Regions from separate parts of the Homo sapiens genome. Here region 2 is linked to region 1. A link is an interaction called in ENCODE POLR2A ChIA-PET data of the cell type or tissue named here. Cell type or tissue: CD4-positive, alpha-beta T cell. All regions are shown on one strand.

Evidence for each region. ChIA-PET counts read pairs that join two places held together with the same protein. Peaks named below come from ENCODE experiments on the same cell type or tissue, not always from the same donor. Only the 100,000 strongest peaks of a DNase experiment are listed, where the experiment ranks them.
Region 2: POLR2A ChIA-PET joins it to region 1 with 5 read pairs; 2 of 35 experiments call an interaction of 5 or more read pairs at or near these places.

What each region holds. Positions count from the first base shown.
Region 1 is chr15:88,305,589-88,308,088 of GRCh38, reverse strand. All of the region lies in intron 1 of LOC105370958 (a long non-coding RNA gene), which reads right to left. Among named protein-coding and RNA genes, the nearest start is that of NTRK3, 50 kb to the right of the region's middle. In CD4-positive, alpha-beta T cell, no CTCF peak of the experiment used is centred here; no DNase peak of the experiment used is centred here.
Region 2 is chr15:89,067,119-89,069,618 of GRCh38, reverse strand. The region is part of intron 1 of CARMAL (coronary artery disease region linked MFGE8 regulatory lncRNA); the gene reads right to left. It also overlaps a transcript of ABHD2 not described here. Among named protein-coding and RNA genes, the nearest start is that of ABHD2, 20 kb to the left of the region's middle. RefSeq lists enhancers at 1,237-1,286, 1,337-1,386. In CD4-positive, alpha-beta T cell, no CTCF peak of the experiment used is centred here; a DNase peak (open chromatin) is centred at 1,168.

The DNA.
Region 1 (2,500 bases):
CCGCCCCAAATTTGCTGAATCAGACTTGGGGGGCAGGCTCAGGGATCTGTGTTTTAGCAAATCTCCAGGGGATTCTAACTTATAAGAAGCACTGGAATGGATGTTTCTTTGAGGTCCTCAGCACACAGCTTTGCAGAAAAATAGCGAATTAAAACCCACCATCCCCTGATTGGTTCAATCAGCTGGTGGGAGGTTTCTACGTTGTGCCAAAGACCTTGCAGTGTTCTTGCTTTCTGAGAACGTGAGGCTGACCCGTTATTTTGCTGAGAGCTGCTAAATGAAGGAAGAACCATCAGCTTCCTCTTTGACTGCACGACACTCTCCTATCCCTTTCATCCAGCGACAATGGCAGCAAGCACAGCCACCCTCGGAAAGATTTAAATACTCAATTAATCAATGGAATATTCCATTAGTGGGATAATCAGTTGCCACTGCCCTGATCTATAGTTACATCTCAGCTGGGCCTCACAAATTGATTCCTGATGAAGTTCTAATTGACTGGACCATCTGATAAAGGGCCAGTTGGAGCTTATTGAAATACCCGGTGAGCAGTCCCTGGGGTCAGGGCCTTCCTTAAGGGAAGGCAGAGGGTGGAAAGAGGGGCAGAGGAGCATGATTTATGCCTGGTTCTCACTACATCTCCTCTCCAACACAACATTTATGGGTCCCAGGTGAGGGATGAGCACTCACAGCTGGGATGTGGGGATGACACAGCTGCTCTGAGCCTACCCCCAGCCCTGGGTGGCAGGTGGCCTGAATGGGATTTGCCCAGGAACTCTCGGGGCAATATCTCAAACTTGAAGATGCTTAAGAGTAACCCAAAGAACTTACAAATGTAGGGTTTCAAATCCTGGTGTCAGATATTCCAACTTTCTGGGTCTGGGGCATGTTTTAGGAATCAGTGTTTTGACAGATCTCCCAACAGTTCTTATGCTGGTGGCTTCCAAACCTCACTTTGAGAAATACTGCCTTAGGAGCTGGTGGCTTAGAAGCAGGCTGTGTCCCCAGGGTCCAGCTTCCTCTGGGGGAGATTAGAGCTTCTTAGGCCACGTGTGGGGACACACATATCTGTGCATTATCTAAGGATCCCAGCCTCTTTCTTCCCTAGCACCATTTTCGTTATTTTTTTCATTTGTTTGGAGTGATATTTCCTTCAAAATAATTTATGTTTACTACCAATGAATTTGCCTTCACATTTTGATTAATCTAAGATATATATATACACACATATATACGTGTATATATATACACATATATACACACATATATACGTGTATATATACACATATATACTTGTATATATACACATATATACACACATATATACGTGTATATATATACACATATATACACACATATATACGTGTATATATATACACATATATACACACATATATATACGTATATATATATACATATATATGTATATATATACGTATATATATATATACAGCGACGTATGCAATGGAAACAGTGTAGTATCACATTTATTTGTTTCATTCATCCAGTGGCCACTTATTCATCAGACATCATTTAAGGATCATTATGTGCCAGGCATTGAGGATATTTTTTTAAAAAGTGAAATCAGTCAAATGCATGGTTTCCAACTGCAAGGAGCTCACACCCCTTTGCGGGAGACAAGCAAGAAAATGACGTGATACATTAGAGATAAGTACAGGACCCTGCTGTGAGCTTTACTACTAGGCTTTGTTGAAGGAAAATATATAATACCTATTAGGTTTTAATACCTATTATGTTTTTTAGAAAATTTGAAAACAGCTCCTGGAGCCCTGCATCTACCTTTGAGAATTCCCCCAGAACAGGGAGTCCTGGGTGACATTAAGGCCCCATCAGCTGAAGATGCCCCTGGGTAGTCCATAAGTGTGCATGACTCTTCCTGTGGGGACCTGCAGACACTGGGTGGTCTTAGGGGGGCTAGATTTAGATATAAGTGATCCAAAACCTTGTGTACCTAAAAAGGAGAGTGGCCTTGTCCCTATTATAAAGGGAAAAAAATTACTGAAGAGTTTCACACAGGGGAGACGCTATGGTCAAATATCAGATAGGGCATTTTCCTTTTCCCTTTCTCCTCACTTCTTCCTCTTTCATTTTCCATTTCTTTGCCTTCTCTCCTTCTCCTCTCTCTCCCTCCCTCCCTTTCTTCTCTCTTAATACACTATATTTTGTATATATGCCGCTTTAATTTGTATTTAGATATGAATGTTCAATGTTCTGTCTGTAAAAATACATTCTGGTGTTAGGGCCTCAGAATGTCTTAATCTGGCCCTGGATCTATTGAATGTCTTAATTCCTTTAGACGTAGCCCTGCCCCAGTGTGCCACAGGAGCGATTTGGTAGATGGAACCTTTAGTGTGGTTTAACATTTTAGTCCCATTTCCTTTGTCATGATGTTCTGCTTCTGACAGAAACTGCCAACTAGGTCAGAGACTGTTCCTGGCCATATCTTCACTCATTTACTGTTTATTAAGTGGCTCCTACG
Region 2 (2,500 bases), 760 kb before region 1:
TTTGCAAGCAGGCAAAACTAAACAATATATTATTTAGGAAAAAACCTGGAGTGGCAAAATTATAAAGAAAGCAAGAACATGAGTAACACAAAACTCACAAGGGTGGTTACTTTCGATCGAGGGTCAGAGAAACACAATTGGAGAGTTCTAAACTACTAAATTATATTTACTGTCTTGTGTGTGAATTTTACAACTTAAAGAAAAAGATTATGCCTGTAATCCCAGTTACTTGGAAGGCTGAAGTGGGAGAATCATTTGAGGCCAGGAGTTTGAGGCCAGCCTTGGAAAAATAGTGAGACCTCATCTTTAAAAAAATTTACTTAATTAGCCAGGCGTGGTTGTGCATGCCTATAGTTCCAGTTGCTCTAGAGACTGAGACAGGAGGATTGCTTGTGAGCCCAGGAGTTTGAGGCTGCAGTGAGCTATGATTGTGCCACTGTGCTCCAGCCTGGGCAACAGAGAGAGATCCTATCTCTTTAAAAAAAAAAAAAAAAAAGAAAAGAAAAGAAAAGAAAAAAAGAGCTTGCCAGACTGTTTTCCAAGTGACATACCAATATCTTCTGTCCATGTGCTGTTCTAGAAGCTTGCCTTTGGGAGGCTGAGGTGAGTGGATCACAAGGTCAGGAGTTCAAGACCAGCCTGGCCAATATGGTGAAACCCCATTTCTACTAAAAATACAAAAATTAGCAGGGTGTGGTGGCATGCGCCTGTAGTCCCAGCTACTCAGGAGGCTGAGGCAGGAGAATCACTTGAACCCGGGAGGTGGAGGTTGCAGTGAGCTAAGATCTAGTCACTGCACTCCAGCCTGGGCAACAGAGAGAGACTCCCTCTTGACAAAAAAAAAAAAAAAAAAAAAAAAAAAAAGAGGAAGCTTGCCCACTTCCTCATGCCTTGAACCTGGGAAAACTCTGTAACCTTGACCAATATCATATGATGCCATATGGTGCTCTGTGACTTCTGAGGCCAGGTCATAAAAATGCCATGCACTTGTGCTTTGCTTTCTCGGGACACCTTCCCTTGGACCCCAGTTACCAGCTAGTCTGATGAAGCCCAGCTAGCCCGTGTGGAGAGAACACATGGAGGGACCACGTGTAGGTGTTTGGGCTGAAAGCCCAGCTGAGGTTCCAGCCAAACCACCAGACATGTGGGTGAAGACGCCTCCGGATGACTCTAGCCCCCAATTGTTGAGTCATTCTCAGCTTTCAAGTCTTTCCAGCTGAGGTCTCAGACACCAGGGAGCAGAGGCTAGCCACCCCTGCTAGTTGCTGTCTAATTTCCTGACTCAAAGACTCTGTATGCAAAATAAAATGGTTGTTTTGTGCTACTTACATTAGGGGTGGTTTGTTATGTAGCAGTACATAACTGAAATCATTTATACATGCACACACACAGAGTTTGTGTGTGTGTGTGTGTGTGTGTGTGCACGCGCACATGTGTGTATGTATAAGAATTTCTCCCTTGGGCCCTATAAAAATAACATTAGATGGTTAGTTGCCCACAGAATGCTCTGTGGGAGACCCTGAGGGGTAGAAGTCCTGTAGGGGAGAAAAACAGAAAAAGACTATGAAGTCTAGGGTTTGGTCTTTGAGAAAGAAATTCTCCCTTCTTCTATGGTAAAGAAGAGGAAGGTGATTCAGTATTTGTGGCCAGAGAGTCCCACTAGACCGTTTCTTTCATGTGATCATTCACTGGTTTATTGAAGAATGAGTTCATTCATTACACAGTGGCTGATCATCTACAGGCATCAGGCTGTGAGTGGAGACCCCAATGTGTCATGGTACCTACCTCAAGGTTTGGACTCTCAGAGCCCAGAAGGAAAAGATGGAGAACAAGTGAATAGAGTTTGCTCCACAGAGTGTTAGGATAGTAGCAGGCAGGAGGTGCTGTAGAACTCCAGCCAGGTCTCACAGAAGACATCTGGGGTGTTCGAGAAAAGCTGAGTATTGGGAAAAAGGCTGAGGCAGGGCTTGCATGGCTGACATAATGTAAAACAGTCTTGGAACATGCCTGGGGTCCAGGGTCTAAAACCCCTCATGGCCTTTGGAACACCAAGCTCTGTGCCAAAGGGTGGAAACCTGCCCTGCCACACCACAATCTAAGCCCAGGGCATAAAACCCCTTGTGGCTTGGACAGAATCCAGGGCTCAGGGCTTAAAACTCCTTGTGGCCTCTGGAATGTGTCTAGACTTGCTGGCTTCTTGCTTCTAGCACTCCCAGGCTATTAGATCGATTGTAACTTAAACTAGAAGAACATGTTTCCCATTATCTCAAGTAGCAGAACATGTTCCATATGCTTCAAAGAAAATGCTAAACTGTCACAGTTGTAGATCATGTGCTTGATACACTGCTTTCTTTCAACCCCCACATCCTCACCACCTGCTTCTTTGTTTGATCACCAATAAATAGTGTGGGCTTCCAGAGCTCCGGGCCTTAGCAGCCTCCATACTAGCATTGGCCCCCTGATCCCACTTTATGCACTCTTGTCTTGTCTCATTCCTTTA